3 separate regions of the Homo sapiens genome follow, and regions 1 and 3 are each linked to region 2. The links are chromatin loops, found by intact Hi-C in ENCODE. Cell type or tissue: gastrocnemius medialis. All regions are shown on one strand. Links, peaks and the distances in the headings refer to the core of each region. The heading gives the core; the rest is flanking DNA. Region 1 overlaps RGS6 (regulator of G protein signaling 6). Region 2 overlaps DPF3 (double PHD fingers 3). Region 3 overlaps LOC107984711 (a long non-coding RNA gene).

What was found. Peaks named below come from ENCODE experiments on the same cell type or tissue, not always from the same donor. Only the 100,000 strongest peaks of a DNase experiment are listed, where the experiment ranks them.
Region 1: it touches region 2 in a loop (2.2-fold over the local background); 2 of 110 quality-filtered maps call a loop at or near these places.
Region 3: a loop joins it to region 2, with 4 times the contacts of the local background. A loop is called at or near these places in 28 of 110 quality-filtered maps.

What each region holds. Positions count from the first base shown.
Region 1 is chr14:72,562,255-72,568,496 of GRCh38, forward strand. It overlaps RGS6 (regulator of G protein signaling 6), which reads left to right. Exons shown (of 18, transcript NM_001204424.2): 18 at 163-4,276. The coding sequence ends at 213. Among named protein-coding and RNA genes, the nearest start is that of MIR7843, 49 kb to the left of the region's middle. In gastrocnemius medialis, for the core only: no CTCF peak of the experiment used is centred there; DNase peaks (open chromatin) are centred at 1,467 and 3,217; H3K27ac peaks cover 3,220 bases.
Region 2 is chr14:72,712,535-72,718,776 of GRCh38, forward strand. It overlaps DPF3 (double PHD fingers 3), which reads right to left. Exons shown (of 11, transcript NM_001280542.3): 6 at 1,889-1,967. Among named protein-coding and RNA genes, the nearest start is that of DPF3, 180 kb to the right of the region's middle. In gastrocnemius medialis, for the core only: no CTCF peak of the experiment used is centred there; DNase peaks (open chromatin) are centred at 2,467, 2,837, 3,125 and 3,565; H3K4me3 peaks cover 1,364 bases; H3K27ac peaks cover 5,000 bases.
Region 3 is chr14:72,901,267-72,907,508 of GRCh38, forward strand. LOC107984711 (a long non-coding RNA gene) reads right to left here. Exons shown (of 3, transcript XR_001750998.1): 2 at 5,207-5,292. Among named protein-coding and RNA genes, the nearest start is that of DPF3, 10 kb to the left of the region's middle. In gastrocnemius medialis, for the core only: a CTCF peak has its summit at 3,872 (motif pointing left); a DNase peak (open chromatin) is centred at 3,855; H3K27ac peaks cover 2,835 bases.

The DNA of each region.
Region 1 (6,242 bases), core at 847-5,846, 150 kb before region 2:
GCTCCCATACACCTAGAGATCAAATATCAAGATGGTCAGTTGGGTTGGTTGGTCGTTTGGCCTACATGGCTCATGCAACAATTAATTCACCTGTCTGGCTCTCTGTCTCTGTCCCTCTGTGTGTGCGCCTGTGCGTGCCTCTCTGTCGCTGTCTCTCTGCAGGGAAAGTCGCTGGCGGGCAAGCGCCTCACGGGCCTGATGCAGTCCTCCTGACCGTTCCTACCGCAGGTCCAGGGCCTGGGCCCGCGGACCCCACAGGCAGGCGGCGGCGCTCCACATCTGCGGACAGAGTTTCCTTACGAGGAGACTTGGTCACTGTGAAGGAGAAAGAGTGAGGGCAATGAAGGGCGATGGTGGGGAGACTCGGTGGGTGAATGGGGAGACCAGAAAGAAAGAGTCCACAGAGCCTGGGCTGGGCCCGGTGGAGGCTCCTGTTTACAGCCCTCTCTTCTTTGTACAGTTGTATTCCAACACTCCACTCGCTAAGAGGCCCTGATCCCAGCTCATTCAGGGGAGAACACGTCGTGGGGTTCCTGTCACGACTATCACTTGAGATTATATTATTATCCTCACTCCCTCGCTGTCTGGAGACGGTCACACCTTCTGGCAAATTCAAGAGGCATGAGTGGACCGAGAGCACATCCAGCATTTGCATCACCTCCCTGGCACCTCCCATAGTTACAGCCACTACATCCCCACCGCCGCCTGTCATCCCTCACGTCTCTGTGGCCACCCGGGTGTCACTGCCAGCACCAGGCACTGCTTTCACGTAAAATGTCCAAATCACATCTTCAGCAAGAAAGCAACCTCACGGATTGCCCCGCCTCAAGGTCTTTCCACCCTCTTTGAGATCAGCGTTCGGAGAGGTCCCCGCCAGCCCGGTGGCTGCCCTCAGGTCCCGTCACATGTCTCAAGGGTCCAGCGTTCGAGGAAGCACTGTTGTAGATGACAGAGCTTTTTGTTTCACAGCTGCGGGGATTCTGCTGACCATCTTTTAGAAAATTATTTCATAATTTATTCTGGCTTTGCCCCCTTGCTCCTTGGTTTATTCCCTCATGTTTTACTCAAAATAAACATGGCCATGAACTCAGGGGCCATTGGGATTCTCCCCTCTGGCAGCCCCAGGTGGGAGCTGGGAGGGTCCCCAGCCCAGGAGGTGGCTGGATTGCAGGGCTGGCAGCCCCCACGTGGTGGCATCCTGACAGGCACAGTGAGACCCTTGCTGGGTCAGGTCTCCTTTGTGTGTGAAGCTGGGGCAGAGTATGCTACGAAGGGACCAGGCCAGGCCACAGGGCTCTCCTCCCAGTCTTTATCTGAAGGCCCAGCCAAAGCACCCCTCTAAACCGGTCACCTAGGGGAAATGCAAAAACCTGCAAAAGATCCACCTGTATTCCCTGTGTGTGTGTGTCAAAATGACCATTTGCCAACCTGGCTGTGAGGTAATGTATGTAAAGCACCGAGTCAGGTGCCTGATACGCAGTAGGTGCTTAGCAAACGGTAGCTAATACTATCATCATTGTCATTGTTATTGTGACACCCATGAGCCCACAGACAGAGCTGTATTAAGTAACCTGTTTTGAATCCAGACATTCACTCCCCCACTTGCTATGACTACCCTCCTTTGATCTATTTTTGGTCATAGGTAAAAAAAAAAATCTCTCTTGGGAGCATATAAACAAAAAACATAGAAGCAATAAAGCGATCGCTGGTATTTCTTTTCTCATGCAGCCAAATTCGCCAGCTGGTGACCAAAGGCTCAGATGCTTGCTTATTTGCAGACCCGGCCTCCTGGGTGCTCCCCAGTGACCCATCTTTCCACCCCACCACCTCCAAGTCCTGTCTATGTCTGCTTCCACACAGCCCTGTCCCCAGGGCACCAGCCTTCTGTCCCTCACAGCAGTGCCATCGCGGGCATTAGGAGTCTTCGTTATGTTGTATCCTTGTGAGTTCTTGACTACCATGCCCAAGTTTCCCCCACTGGCAATGGTTCCTCTCTTGGAGGTACAGTGGAAACCAGAGAGATGACAGATGTTGAGTCCTCAGTGTCTCAGAGGCAGCAATTCTTGCTGGACACCTGCACATGCTCAGCACAGAGGCTGGTACTTTGGAGGCACTAACCACTTGATGAGTAAATCAATGGCATAAAGCCCCATTCCAAGTTATGGGGTCTTTTGACAGGCCCCTTTCATCCTCTTTCTCTTTGTATAAACCTCATGTTTCAGAACAAAATTACAGTCTAAGTTCATTTGCCCCCAGCCTTGCCCAAGGATCCCCGGGCTGTGCTGACCCCTAGGCATAGGGCAAAGGGTGTTCCCAAGCAGCAGGCACCTCAGTGCCCTCAGTTATCCAGGGCAAGGGGCCTGGCTGCCCCCTGCTCCTCCCCATGATGCAGGGGCTTTCTAAGCCAGGCTGCAGACAGGGCAGGGTTGGCTTCTTGGCCATTCCCTCTGTGCCCCCTTCTCCTTCTGACTGGTCTCACCCTGGAGATCCCCAGAGGATCTGACCAGAGCCAGGTGGACTGTGGCCCTGAGATGGAGCTGGCTGCAGGCTTACAAGCACCTCTGGGGACATCCAGAGGGGAGGGTCAGTAAGCACAACGGAGCTAGGGAGACTTCAGATGGACTCAAACCCAGAGCAATAATACTCTCACACCACCCCACAGCTAAGGCACTCATGTTCCCCAGTAGATCAAGCCAGAAGCTTTGCAAGAAGGGAGTGGAACGAGGCTGCCTATCCAAGGTCCATCTACCACGCAGAACTTGGTCATGCAAGTACATTTGGAAAATCTGGTCTTGGCCCGTCCCCCATTGGCCTGGTCTACACAGCCAAAAATTCAGACTAGATTAGATGTTTGCAGGCAATTCTGTAGCAAAGCAAATTCCCCTACCCCGTCCCTTCCCCCTAGAAGCTGCCTTAGCCTCCCTGACTGGGTGTGGTCTCTGGGCCTAGGACTCCTCCCTATGAGGAAAAGTGCTCTCCAGCCACATCTTGGCAGCCCCACAACCACAGCATCAGGGCAGCTGCAGCAAGTGACCACCCACCCGTCGGGTTAGACACACAAGGCACCAGGCACTGGCATCTGACTAAAATAACCTTTCCCTACATGGGAAGAGGAAAGCTTGTAGGCTGGCACATATAAACGTCCAGCCGCAGCCAGATGGCCTGAACTAAGCAGCAGGAACTCTCTGGGCTGGGGAGGAGCCTCCTGCCCTTCTAGAAAGTGATGCGTCAGCTTTGTTCTCCTGGGAAGGTGTTGCTATACCCCAGGAACAAAGCAGGGCCCAACTGCCAGTGCAGTCAGCTGGGCCTGCGCTCCAGGCTCACCACCGCTAAGTGGTCAGGTACCGGGCCAGCATCCTGGGAGGGACCTCTTGCGACTCTGAGTTGCAGCTTGGACTAGCTGAACACATGGGGACATGCTCCAGGGGCTTCTTCCCTGGCAGGATTCCTGGGATTTCAAACTACCTCACCAACAGGACGCTGAACCAGGAGCCTGCCACCCAACTGGCCCCCTTGGTGATTGTGGAAGGTGATGTTTTTCCTAAAATGCATCCCTCCTGTTCTGCTCCATATACATGTGCTTCAAAAACCACCACCAGGAAAGCCTTCCCAGAAGAGGGAAAGGATTAAGGGCTCTCTTCCTTTGGGCCCTGCAGAATGTATTGGAGGGAGGTGTTGCTGCAAGGTCCAGGAGCTGGGAAACTCTGGGCTCGGGGGGAGATAATGCACCACCAGCCTCAAAAAGGAGCTGCCCAAGTTGAATATGTAGCAAAGACCATGGGATAAGTTGAATAGTGGCCAGACGAATCACTAATAACTCACCATGGGACCCTCTGAAGAGAGGCCTGTGCTCGTGTAACCATAGCAACAGCAGATGCCAGCAACCTACTCATTAGTACCACCCAGTGATAAGGCATCCCCTGGGCTAGACCCAGGGGCCATAAAGTAGCAAAGTAGCAAATGTAGCAATAAAGGGCCCGGGTCTATACGGGGACAGGGTCCAAATGACCAGGACTTGGCCCTCTCCCCAGCCCCGATGAGGGCTCAGAGCCAGCTGCTGTCAGCTGTCTGGGGAGGGAAGGCCCTGCTCCATACCAGGGGTCCCTGTTCTATACTCTAAGCCCACTCACCGCATGATCACGGACTCATCGGAATGGCCTCCTCTTAGTGCATGTGGTTCTCTTTAGTTTATTTTTCTGGAATTTGGGGATTGGACCCCAGAACCAAACATGCTGGTACAGTCTAAAAATAAATGACTTGAACCCACTTCAATCCAGCTAACTCTGTGTGGCTCCTTGGTTTGGGGGTTCGTTGGGCAGGATGTACCTCTAGAAAAATCGACCACCCCTCCCCACACTCCACCCTTCCCCATTATCACACACACACACACACACACACACACACACACACACACACACACACACACACCTGTTTCCTTCTCACTCCCAACCAGGCTGCCAGGCAGCACAGAAAAACCAGATCTCTGGGGCATTGGACTCATCCTGGTAGGTAGAGACAGTGGTGTCACCATAAGGCTGAAGTCCCTGACTCTGCCAGGGTCTCCTTGGCTGGGGGGTTCTCCAGACCCCATTGTCTGTACTCAGGTGCAAAACCCTGTGGCTGCTCTGACACCCTCTTGAATAAGATCCCAGGGTCAAAGTCTGCTGCATACAGACGGTGCTTCTTACACAGAGTCTCGGTTTCCTGAGCGACAGACAGTTGCACTTCCCACTAACGCCAAAGCAGCTGGACTCTGAGAGCCTGAGCGTCAGGCTGACAAGAGGAGGATGAGCGCAAGGTAAAAAGGCAGTGCTAGTGTACTGCAATCCCTCTATTAATGAGAAAGCCAACACCTAGCTGCATACTTCAGTGGCAGAAATTTTGCTCCTAAAGGTAGAAATGATTTCAGAGGCATGAAAATGGGACTCCAGTCACAGCTAGAAGGGAACCAACTCATCTTTCAATCCCTGGGCCACCCCCTTGTGCAGGATTTTCTGCCCCACAGAGTTAAGATCAAGTCACATCTGCCTCAGGTCCATAACATGTCCCACCTCACGTCCTGGTCCATCCCCAAAAGAGCCTGTCCTCTTTGACCATGGCCACCACCTCCAGGGAACCCAAGCTGCGCCTGCCTTCTCAGCTGGACCATCTGGCTTAGTTCCAGAATCTTTGCTTATCGGGCTGTTGCTGTGCATGCACTCTACCCTGACCGCCACGAGCAGGGCTCTGCTTTCAGGTCCAGAATCAAGATGGAGATTTGAGGCTACCAGTTATAACACAAAAAGCTGTGCCGGTCCAAGAATGAGAGCCATCCTGACAGCTGCCTCTCTCCCTACACCCTTCTGGGGACCTGTGGCATAACAGGCATGAAGCTGTCCTCTCCTTTGCTGCCAGCCTCCAATTGTTCATTGATCCCAGCCTCTGAGGAACCACCAGGGCCTCTGATGAGTGTCTCTGATCCTAGAACTTTTCCTGGGATGTGGCAACCTCCAAACCCAAGTAGTTCTCTGAGAGGCATATCCCCTCCTGGGCCCACAGAGCTCTGCCCAGCAGGCTCTCCCTCCGCCACCCTTCCTTCACAGAAACACCCATATGAACCCCTGACCCCCGTCGTGGGACTTCCGACACCTGCAGCTGGGCCCGTTCCCTGTACACAGCCCTTCAGCGCCCACAATGGGGGTTACTGGATCTGCCCCAGACCCCATACACAGAGGAGCAGGGCCCCCTGGCCAAAAAGAGGCTGTGGAATCTGGCTTATTTTAAAGGGGCCTGGGGTGTCGGGTGTAGCCACGTGAGCTCCATCTGTCACAGAGCTCTCTGGTACGCTCTTCCTCGCTTGAAGTGTGGGCTCGGTTCTCCTCCTCAGAGCCCTGAGGTGTCTCCTGGCCAGGTCTGGCTTATTTCAGCAGACAAAACGAAGTAACAGCCCCTGAGTGCAGAGCCCCAGAGCCACCCTCATTCTGAGCCTTAGTGTCCTCATTTGTGAAACAAGAATGAGAATTTCAAAATCTTCGGGTGGCTGTGAATTAATCTAGAGGGCTTAGCCTGGGCCTGACACATGGTAAATGTTCACGAAATGGGTGCTGGTGTTAGCTGGAGCCATGTCTGAGATAGGCATTGAAAGGCGGTGAAGGGAGGGTATGTTTGCAAATCCCTGCCAGACGGACAACTTCCCTGGCAGCCTGGCCCCTGAGAGCTGCCCTTCCCGCCAACCTCGAGGCTGTAGGCTTTGTTTGCCTGTG
Region 2 (6,242 bases), core at 371-5,370:
TCTATAGTAGCAGACAATTACATACGAAGATAAAGCATTTTAAAAGAGGAACAAATGGCTGGGTGCAGTGGCTCACACCTGTAATCCCAGCACTTTGGGAGGCTGAGGCAGGAGGATCACTTGAAACCAGGAGTTCAAGACCAGCCTGGGCAAGACCCCATCTCTACAGAAAATTTTAAAAACTTAGCCAAGCATAGTGGCATGGGCCTGTAGTCCTAGCTACTGCGTATGCTGAGGCAGGAGGATGGCTTGAGTCCAGGAGGTCAAGGCTGTAGTGAGCTATAATCCTATGATTGCACCACTGTACTCCAGCCTGGGTGACAACGCAAGAGCGTCTCTTAAAAAATTAAATAAATAAAAATGAATAAACGAAGAATATAGTAGCAATGCCCCAGTTCCAAAGCAGTTGTTGGCATTCTTGATAGATGTGCTGGTCAAGCCAAACACAGCTAGAAAGCCCAAGACGGTCTGAGGGCCCTTCCCAGCCCATGGCTTACAGCCAGTCTCTCAAGGGTCAGCATGCTGGGGCTTCTATGTATCAGAGTGAAACTGAACGCCATGTAGGAAGCAAGACCCAGGCCAAGGCAGGCACCTCCTGGTGCTGCCAAAAGGCATCAGACCCCATGCCCTGCTCCTTCCTCATCCTGGACTAGAACTGCTTTGGGGTGGAGACGTTACCTGCAGGAGTCATCTCAGGAATGGCATCTGCATGGAGTATTAAGCAGCCAAATGGGAGTCATGGAGTTTGAGTTCTTCTAGCAAAATGTTCTCCAACCAGCTGTCACCCCATTGGACACAGAACAACTTTTTGAAATCAAAAGAGGCCAGTGAAGGGGGAGACAAAAGACACCACCCCCAGGGTGCTCCCTGGGCCCCACCCCTACCCCGCCTTGCCAGCTCTCTCCCTGCCTTCAGGGAGACTGCAGACCCTGGCGAGATGGGTGGGACACCCAGAGGGAGACCCGTGCCAGGGTCCAGCCTCGACTGTTTCACTGCCATCCTCGCTGCAGCCTCTTCCCTCCTATGGCGAAGCTCTGCATCCTCAGAGAGGAGAAGACGGCAAGTGAAGATCATTAGGAGTGTGGTGGTGAGGGCTGCCCTCCCATAGAATGAGCAAATGGTACCCGGTACAGTGAGAAGATGACTAGGGCACAGGTTTTCAATCTGCCTCCCAGTGCTCTGCTGTCTGGAGCTGACCACCTCCCTCATCAAGCTGCAGGTTTCCCGAGGTCCACCCACTGCCCTGGCTCCCTGCGACTCCCCTCCCGTGGGCTCCCTAGCTCTGTCTGCACGCCCTAAACTCAGGAGCCAGCCAGGCAGTCGCTTGTCCAAAAGATGTTTCTGAAGCAAGCAAGAAAGGCTGGAGATAGATTGAGGGCCATTTATTAAAGTAAGTCATCGTCATAGAAAGATTCATAACTTGCCCTACCTAGGACAGGAGAGGAAGAGGGAAAGGAAATTAAAGGGAAACAAATGAAAAGCCATGGCGAGCCAAGTACCTTTGTCGGAGGGTTTTGAGTTATGCTTTTGTTTGTAACTCTCTGAAATACAGAAAGAAATAGAGGATGAATCTTAAAGGAGACAGAGCGCGTGAGAGAGAGAGCCGGAGGAGAGCCACACAGGAGGCATGGCAGGAGGTGGGGGTGCAGAACTGAGGGTGGGGGCCACCCCAGCTGGCTTCCCCTCTGCAGAAACCCCCTGGGGCAGCAGAGGCCCAAGGAAGTGGTGACTGCGGTGGAGGCGGCAGGCGAGTAAGCTGGGGTGCAGACAGAGGAAGAGGAGAGCACACACTGAGGTTGGCAGGCGGATGGCCAAGGAAGCACAGGGAAGAGGGGCCCTGGGGGCAGGCGCACAGGGAGGAAGGAAGGTGGGACCGGCCCATACTTACTGTCACAGACGTAAGGTTTGTCGTGGTCTTCCTGAGAGGCGGCGTCGTGCCTCCTCCTGCCCCCTGCAGAGCCGCGAGCCTGGGGAGACATTGGGGTACAGGATGCTTGTTACCATGGTCATCACTACAGCTCCGGAGCATGCGCTCTGCGAGCTCCTTACACCGTCTTCATCCCAACTTTTGTGCCAACACCAGTCCCATCTTACAGGGGAGGAAACTGAGGCCCAGAGAGGTCAGGAGACATGCCCCCAAATCACTCAGTTGCTCACCTGTATCACCTCATTAAATGTTCACAACTCCAAGAGGTGGTTTCTACTAGGGTCCCCATTTTACAAACCAAAGGACTGAAGCCATAGAGAGGTTAAGTAGCTTGCCCAAGGTCGTTCGGCTACTCAGGGCAGCTGTACTGAAAAGCCCTCCTCTACCAAATTCCCACACACTACCGTGCCACTGAGGCCGCTTCCTCCTGCTCCTTAGCCTCCTAGCTTCACTGACACAGCTGAGGTTGACAACCCCAGGCCCCTCAGCAGACCAGCTGATGCACGTATCAGGAGCAAGGCCTGACGGGGGCAAGGCTAGGCTTCTGTGTCCATCCCCGCAGTGTCGCAAGAGCCAGACAGTCCTGACATCCAGGCCCAGTGCACGAGTGTAGCTACAGGGGAGCTCCCGCCACCAGCCCATGCTTGGCCTACTCAGTAGGGGTGGGCTTTGGCTAAGGCCTCCCTGTGTGGTCTGCCTTGGGCCTTCAGCCAGTGACGAAGACCTTGACCCCCATGGTCTCCTGGGCTGGACTTCTGATACCACCACCCTGTGTGAATCTCCCAGGGTGGCGGTGGAATGAGCTCTACCTTCAAGAATCAAAGAGCCCAGTCAGAGAGGTTGCTGGCAGCTCTGCAGCCCCAGGGCGGTGGTGACAAGAACACAGCGAGGTTTATTTTTAAACCTTTGTAAGTCCCACACTGGTCACGTGTATAGCACCCTCGCCTCTCCAGGTCATTCTTTGGTAATGAGTAGCAGTCAACTCCCAACCAAGGAAAGGGCCTGTCGGGGTCTTTGGGGACAGAGAGGAAGGGGCAGCAGGTGAGGAATAAGACCTGGCAGCAGCCTGGGGTGCAGGGGAAATGGGGCAGCCCCTGGGGCCTGGCTTGGAAAAGTGGCCATGGGGACTTGATGGTGGAAAGGCCTTGGATACTCTCACACACACACTCACACTCTGTGCACACACACACTCCATGTACACACTCACCGGGGACTTCACAGTGGAAAGGCCTGTACCCTAGGCCTGCAACACACCCACTCAGAAAACACACCCACTTCCCAATCAACACCACCTGCCAAGCTACCACCTCTGCCACCTCCTCAGCTTGTCTCTCTCCAAAACAAATTCCACTTCCTCCCTCCCTCCCACCAGTCTCCCTCCCCACCCCACCCCTGCAGCGCTGACAGCCAGCAGCCCTCCTCCCCTCGCCCTCATTACTCAGAGTTGACCCCAAGAAGGATCTGTAGGTGCTGGCAGTCACCCCGGGCACTGACAGGCCTCCTGCCTGCCCGCACTGCCGAGGGTGGTCACCCTCAGCTGCCCTCCCCCTCCACACCCCTCTGTGAAGCCAGGGACAGCTTGACATGTAGCCTGCAGCCCTGTCACAGCCGCCTCTGAGCAGGTGAAAGCAAGTCAAGCAGAATGACGAGGCAACAGCAGACTGGGGAAGGGGCTCTGGGAGACTAAAAATACCTCCATGGGGAAGGGGAGGAGTCGAGCAGAACTGGATGTACGAGGGCTTCTGGGGGAGCTGCCAGCAGGAAAGGGAGGGTGCTGTGGGAGCCAGGTTTTCATCTCCTACAGCAGGGCTGACCAGCAGAGTGACTCTGTGCCACACTCGCTTTGCCTCAGTTTCCTCAATTGCAAAATGGGGATCGTGTCTATAGGGCACTTCAGGGGACATGCAAGGGACTCTTCCTGAGGCAGCAGCACTCTTAGGGTCTCTTAGAAGATCTCAGGTTTGGAAACTCAGAATCCTACTTGGCCTTCTCAAATGTCACCTCCTCAGAGAAGCCCTCCCTGACCAACTTACATCCACTCACACCCTCTCCATTGTTTTCTTTCCCCTCCCATTTCATCATGGCACTGAGCGCTGTCTGGCATTAGATTATACCTGTGTTGGTTTACAAGTTGATTTTGTCTCCCCTACATGGAGAGACAAACATGGTGGAGACCATGTTTATTTTGGCCCCCACTAGTCTCAGAACCTGGCACAGGGCCAGCCACATAAGAAGCACTTAATAAACATTCGCCAAATGGATGAATCAATCAGGCAGGCAGCGAGTCAGTCATCTCTGGTTCTTCTCCTTCATTCTCTGTATCCAAATGTTATTGCTTCTTCCTCCAAAGGCCATCTAGGCTTTGCATTTCCTTTCCATTGCACACCCTAATCCAGGAGCTCATCGACTGACCCCTGAGCTGTTCAAAGAACCCACTAAGGGGGATCTACCTCCACATTGCCCCCCTAGTCCACCCTAACGGGGGATCTACCTCCACACTGCCCCCCTAGTCCATCCCAAGGGACTTTCAGACCATTAGACAAAGGGATGAAAGACAGGAGCCCATGGTCATAGGTTCACGCATTCACACGTTCATTCATTCATTGCCATCTACAACCCACTTACACAGCCAGTGGCAACCTAGTGCTGATCCCCTCGGGTTCACCCCATGATTGTGCTCTCCTCTGCCCATGCACATCTGATCCAGGCTTTGCCCTTGCTAACCTCCACTCCTCCAAGAATCTTCCTCTTGCCACACTAAGGAGTGAAAAGAGCATCCGCTTAAAGTCAGATAGACACAGGTTGAAACACCAGCTATGTGTCTTGGGCAAGTTACTTCTCTAACTTTTAGTTTTCTCAACTGTAAAATGAGCACACCAACACCTATATAGCAGAGCTGTTGAGAGAGTTTGAGCTGAGAGTGTGTGAAACCACAGGGGACAGCACTAAGTCCACAGGAAGCACTCAACACATCATTTCCCCCCTCCTTGCCTAGGCTGATCTCTCTCCTCTGAACTCCTGTTGCCTTTGGTTAGTGCACAGTCAGGTGCCTGCTGTTTCTAATGGTATCATGGGTATTAGCATCTTCTTCCCAGTTTGATTCGAAGGTCCTTGAGGGCAAAAATGGCATTCTATACTTTATTATGACCCCCTAACACTTAGCACATAGCGTGCAAAGCTCTTTTGCATATAGTAACTCAGTTAATTCCTACAATAACCCTATGAGTTAGACCAAGCAGTGTTATGATTCCTAGCTGGCCCTTGATGAAGCAGGTTCTCACCTGTCCACAGTCCCAGGGCCAGCAGAAGGAGCAGGACCTAGGTCTCCAGGCTCTGTTATAGAAAGCTTTGAAGGTGACCAGCCAAAGGAAGCCAATCCTTCTTCCCCAAGAACTGCCCACCCTACTTCATTCCTCTCTACCAGTATTCCCACACTGCTGGGCCATGGCAGCCATGAGTGTACCACATGGCCCTGTCCCACTGGCCACAGTTGATTGGCTGGCTCGGGAGTAGTCACCTGATTCAAGCTGGGCCAATCAGATCCTACCTCCAAGGGGTTTGGAATTAGAAAACAGTGACCCTAGCTAGTATAGGCCACTTGAACTGAGGGCCCATACATTCAGGAGCCTTATGGGGCCATGTACACATGGAAGCAGGAAGAATGAAGGAGGGAGAAGTAGAGGCCAGAAACCACCTGGGTTCCTGTTTCCCAATGCTAAGTCCCTGCCATGTTCCTGCTCTTCCTGTGGTTTGGATCTTCAAAGGTTGCTCAAATTTGGGGCAGTGGCCTGGCAGCTTTTCAAATCCTTCCCATTTTTATTGAAGCTGAAAGACCCTTGACTAGGACAGACTCGGTCCCAAGCAGAGAGCTAGATCTTCTATACCAGTTGTTCTCAAACAGTGTGGCCCAGGAATCCTGGGGGATCCCTGAGTGTCCTTTCAGGGACTCTGCAGTGTCTGAACTATTTTCATAGGAGTCCTAAAACGTGATCTGCCTTGTTCACTCTCACGCTCTCACAGGCATCCAGTGGAGTCTTCCAGAGGCGACATGACACGTGACGATGCTGTCACTGTGTGTGTATTCTCTAGTTTAAAATTTGTTTTATTTTTCTTGTAAATCTTTTTTACTGGGCTACCTCTTAAACCACAATAGGTTCAGAGAGACAACCTTTTTAATTTCTAAAATGGCAAATATCATTAGTGGTATGAATATTACTGGTTATAACCTGAATAACAGCCTTTGGGGGCTCTCAGTGTAAGGAATTCCTGAGATCAAAAAAATTGAGAACCACTGCTCTACACCCTTGCTATTTTT
Region 3 (6,242 bases), core at 795-5,794, 190 kb after region 2:
TACCACCATGGGGAGTGACCAAGACATGCATGAACAAAATTCCTTAAAACTATACATACATGTGAAGAAAGAAAATTCACCCCTTGGCCATTTCTTGGTTAGAGAAGCTTTTTTTCATCTGCAAAGGTGGATGCCTCAAAGGCCCCCAAAGAGGGCTTTCTACAGGGTGTTGCTTTAAGTGTGGTGACACTCCCAGGCACCTGTTTCCCTCACTCACAACATTTACATGACCTCAGGCTTCTACTCTGTCATTAGTCAGGAATCATCCAGGAGAAGTCTACAAGCCAAGCACAGGAGGGCATATTAAGTCTTGTTGTCCTGCAGATATTTACACCACCATATAAAAATAGGTGACCGCAGCAGGAGAGATGGATGGAAGCCACGGAACCTAAAATGTCCCCCACTCTGGCAAAGAGGGAGACAGAGGCCTGCTGAAATAAAGCAGGTGTTTTCTGTTCTCAGACAGCCTCGGGCAATGAACTCTGGCCTGTATAGTTGCAAAAGGACCTCAACTCCATGTTTATGCTACTCCAGAGGAAAAGAGAAGAAGGTGAGCAAATGTTCCTAAAGCCCACAGAGGGCCCTGTGCATTTTAAATGCATCTAAGCCAACAGGGCAGCCAGGCTGAGGACAACTTCTCCAATGCAGCAATGGGTTCTGGGACAGAGGCACAGCCCAGAGAACCCCGAAGTAAATAAAGATAGAGGAAATGGAGCAGGGAAAATCAGCGAGGTGGGACTGCTGAGAGAAGGGAAAAAATGGAAGTAATTGGTTCTGGTAAGGGGAAAGGCGAAAAATCCAATAAAATGGGACTATTAAAGACCTAAGCAGCAAAGGAAATTTATTTTCTGTACCTGGAATCCCAAAGTCATCAGATGCTCTTTGTTCTCACCAATCAAAGGATAACACGACTTATTGTGTCCATGTACAACAGACACATATTTGTATTGTCACCATATTGTAATAGTTGTAACTCAATGACAATTCTGAAAGTGAGGGCTATTTTCTAGACACAAGTGGGCTCATTAACAGCGACTCTGAAAGCCACCATGTTTCTAGAAAGGCTTTTGATAAAGCTGATGGTAAACATTTTAATCGTAGCCATTCAGTAGCTTAAATCTAACACTTATTTGGATTAAATATATCTCAAGTTAGGCACTTGCTGCTTTGGGTTTTTGCACAGTTTTATGAATAGCTCTATTAAAATACTTGTATTTTAGTACATCTCATTTTCTGTTTTCCTATCCCACAAGGTGTAGAGGCCAGATAGGACACCTTAAATCTCCAGAGTCTGGCCCAAGGCCTAGCAGATGGTTAATAATTGGTAGTTGCAAGAATAAGTAAAAGCACAAATTACTAAATCTAGTGATATAAATCCCTCCCCATTAAAAAAAAAAAAAAAAAAAAAAAAAAGCTAGGCCCAGCCAGGTGGCTCACACCTATAATCCCAACGGTTTGGGAGACCAAGACAGGGAGGATGGCTTGAGGCCAGGAGTTCAAAACCAGCCTGAGCAACATAGTGAGACTCTCTCTCTATTTACAAAAAAAAAAAAAATCTACTCCATACCTACTAGGTGGCTAAAATCAAAAAGTCAAAAATAACAATTGTTATTAAGAACAGAGAAATGGAGAAATCAGAACCCTAATATGCTGATGGTGTAATTGTAAAATGGTCCAGCTGTTTTGGGAAGCAGTCCAGCAGTTCCACAAATGACTAAACATAGAGTTACCATGTGACCCAGCTATTCCACTCCTAGGTATATCTCCAAGAGAAATGAAAACATATGTCCACAAAGAAACAGGACATGAATGTTTATGGCAGCATTATTCACAATATCCAAAAGGTGGAAGCAACCCAAATGTCCATCAGCAGACAAATAGATAAGCCAAAGGTGGTGTATCCATACAAGAGAACATTATTTCGCCGTAAAAAAAAATAAAAGTACTGTTACATGCTACAATACAACATGGATGAATCATGAAAACATAGTGCTAAGTGAAAGAAGCCAGTCACAAAAGACTGCACACTCTATGATTCAATTCTCATGAAATTCCAGAATATGGAAATCCACAGGGCCAGGAAGGAGATTAGTGGTTACTCAGGGCTGGAGACGGCAAGTGTGTGGGAATAGGAGGGGGACAGCTGAACGATATGGGGTTTCTTCTCGAGGTGATGAAAATGTTCTCAAATTGACTGTGGTGATGGCTGCACATATCTCTGGATATACTAAACACTATTGAACTGTGTACTTTGTTTGTTTGTTTGTTTTTAGAGACAGTATCTCACTATGTTGCCCAGGCTGGACTCCTGGGCTAAAGGATCCTCCCACCTCAAGTGACCACAGCAGGAGAGATGGATAGAAGCCATGGAACCAGCTTTGTACACTATAATGCCCAGCTTTGTACACTATAAGTGGGTAAATTTTATGGTATATGAATTATATCTCAATTAAGCTATTTTTAAAAATTCTCTACTCATAATAAATACCAGAAATTTCTGTGGCTATTTTCTCCTTTAGAACTGTGTTAAACAGGTAGAAAATGGAGACTATTAGAAGAGATTCAATTTTCAATTTGGTGCTTCTATATTTATATGAAGCCTGAAGGCTGAGGTGGGAGGATTGCCTAAGTCCAGAGGTCAAGGCTGCAGTGAGCCATGATTACACCACTGTACTCCAGCCTGAGCTACAAAGCAAGACAGAAAAAAAAAAAAAAATCTTGTATATTAGCTACTCTGGAGTGACTCCTCAAATGAAGTCTCACAATGCGGGCTGAACTGAGAACCTGTTTTACTTAATGACCAAAGCTACTCCTACCTCAAATTTGGGTTTCTTTTAAGTTCTGAGATATAGTGCGGGTAGGAGGGACAATTCCATCTGAATTGAGGTCCTTTTTCAGTTTTATAATGTCTTTAGCTAGTTTTGATCATGAATTATGAATTTTGGATAAACTTTCATGTGACAAAACCAAGGAACAAAAACAAGGAATATGACTGGAAGCACTGATGACAATATCAAATAGTATAAAAGTCTAAGGAAGGAGGGTGGTAGTGGAGAAAGAGAAATCCAAAAACCCTAGAACTGAATCCCAGCTTGACTACTTCCAAGGTACACAACCTCTGGCAGGTGACTTGACCATGAACCTCAGTGTACTCATCTGTAAAATGGGGCTATTCATACCAGCTTCTGCATGTGATACTGTAAGTGACATAAAGAAGAGTAACTGACACACAGTCAACACTTGAGAAATACTTCTCCCTTCTTCCCAGATAGAAAATGCAAAATTGAGAACTCGTTGATGCTGAACAGGAACAAAGAAGGGAAAGAACAGATGACAAGGAATGGTGGAGTTAGAGGGAGTCTGAGTTAACAGAATGAGACCAAACAAATTCATTGTAGCCAGATAGTCCTGGACCAAAATGGGAGATAAGGCTTGCCTGTGTTCAAGGAAAAGGGGCATTAGACAAAACAGAGAGCAAAATGAGAACCGGACTGGTCTGTCTGTAAGCCTTTTGAGGTTTAGAAAGGAGCCAGTCCTTTCGAGAGCTTCATGCTGAGATATTCTGGAATTAGATAGGGATGTGGTGGATGACAGCAGGATGGGATTAAATGCAACAACCAGGATATGCAATTACTAACAAGTTACTCACTGTTCTCAGGGATAGTCCAAAAGCCTGGGTTTTAGGAAAGCAAGCCTTAATGGAAACAAACCAACGTCTAGTCCACATTAGAGTGTCTCCTTCTTTGATGCCCCATTGGGAGGAGGATGAAGTTGTGCAACTGTTTTTTGCTGAAGAGTAAAACAAGTTTTCAAACAGTGCCCTAAATCCCAGTGCCCAAATTTGTTACTGGCAATTGGGCGCCCTCTAGTGTCAGTGAGCAGGGATGCCACCCTTTGAAAGTCATAAAGTTGGGAAATCCTGTTGGGTTCCAGCTCTAGAAGGAACTGCCAAACAGCAATATTTACATGGGTACCTGGAAGGCAGGAAAAGGTTGAAGGAGCACCACTATGACACAAACGAGTTCTTCTGTCAAGAAGTTCTGGAACATAGTAAGTATTCATGAGATGTTTGTTGAAAGTGAATGACAATTAGGTCCATGACAGACAGTCCTGCATTAATGCCCCATCAGGATATTGACATGTAAAGAATACACCACCTGTCAAACCGATGCAGCAATGAAAAACTTGACTGCTCAGATCTTAGGATACTTTTTTTTTTTTTTTTTTTTTTGAGACAGAATCTCACTCAGTCACCCAGGCTGGAGTGCAGTGGTGCGATCTCAGCTCACTGCAACCTCCGCCTCCCGGGTTCAAGTGTTTCTCCTATCTCAGGCTTCCGAGTAGCTGGGACTAGAGGGGGGCCATCACGCCTGTCTAATTTTTGTATTTTTAGTAGAGACAGGGTTTCGCCATTTGCCCAGACTGCTCTCCAACTCCTGGCCTCATGTGATCCGCCCGCCTCAGCCTCCCAAACTGCTGGGATTACAGGTGTGAGCCACCATGCCCAGCCAGATCTTAGGATACTTTCTGAGTGATATAGTTGAGTAAGAACCATGGCTAGATCACTTAGCTGAAATTAAAGAAATTACTCCACTGGATCAACCAAAATATACATGTTGTAACAAAAGTAAATCCTCTTGGCCAGGTGCAATGGCTCACGTCTGTAATCTTGGCACTTTGGGAGGCCAAGGCAGGCGCATCACCTGAGGTCAGGAGTTCGAGACCATCCTGGCCAACATGGCGAAACCCTGTCTATACTAAAAATACAAAAATTAGCCGGGTGTGGTGGCACATGCCCGTAGTCCCAGCTACTCAGGAGACTGAGGTGGGAGAATGGCTTGAACCTGGAAGGCAGAGGTTGCAGTGAGTGGAGATTGCACCACTGCACTCCAGCTTGGATGACAGAGTGAGACTGTGTCTCAAAAAAAAATAATGAATTAATTAAGTCCTCTTTATAATTCCTCTTTTCCTTGCTGAGCTTTGGTGAGTCCATCTGCAAATTCAAGGGGAGCAGAGACTTTCCTCTAAGAAAAGATGACCTGTGATCCTGCATACCATTAGAGCAGTAAAACATGTTCAAGTTATTTCTCACCTATGCTGAGTCAGATGGGGGGAAAAAGATGCCCACTTCCATAGCCAGAGCTGTTTTTGCATCAGATCTGTTATTCATTGAGAGCAGAAGAAAAAATTAACCTCACACACTTACCTCAAATTGTTTGCCCATCTAGTTCGTTTGTTGCCAGAAACTTAGATTCAGTAGACTCAACAGCACATGAAGCAAGAATTCCCGAACTATTCCAGTTTTGCCCAGAAGGAATGCAAGGCATGAGAAGAAAAAAATTAAAAAAAAAAAAAAAACAGCCTTAGTATGCACTGATCCAGTTTGCTCATAGTGCCCCGATTGCTGGGGTAGCCAGCAATGCTTTGGAACCTGCCTTCTCCCTGCTGCAAGAACTTGGAGAGACATTCCCTGTGCAACCCCTGTGCAAATATAAGACATGCACCATGCCACTTTCATTTTGTTTCTTTTATTTTTTCATCTTTTTTTCTTTTTGTTGCTTACACCTGTAACAAAACTGCAACCCACACTACTTTCTTTGCTCATGAAACCTACAACACCTTCTGCTTCTTCCTTTGTGAATGCCATGTTGTACCTGTAGCCTATATCTATGTCCCCTGAATGGTCAAGTACCTGAACTTGAACATCCAGCAGAATGGCCTCAAATGTTATTTTACAGATTAGCCCTGCCCTGCCTTGTGGAAAAGCCCCAGAGGCCACACCTACCCATGGCTGATGTTTCAAATGACTATTCATTTGTCCCGGAAGTCACAGACAGATTTATGCCTCAGACACTCTGCAAAGAGGTACCCAGAGCACAGACTGAAAACTCAAATAATTATTCCCAATCTTCTTTCTGGGATCAGGAGAATAAATGGAGAGCAGATGCCTTAAATGCATCAAGAGCACATGGTGCTGCTGGAAAAGGGGTGCAAATCTGTCCCCCACACAAAGCCCTTTAGGAAAGGATGTCCAAGCACTCTGGAACTTACTCTACATTTCTAAAAGCGGGGTGAATCCCAAGGGGCTGGGCCAAGCCTGGGGGCGCTTTTGCATGCAGACCAGCCACTAGAGCAGGACCTGGTCTCCCAAGAGAGTCAGGGTCTCGCTGTCTTGCCCAGGCTGGTCTTGAAATCCTGCTGTCAGAGGCGTGTGAACCAGAGCAACTCCATATTAAATAGGA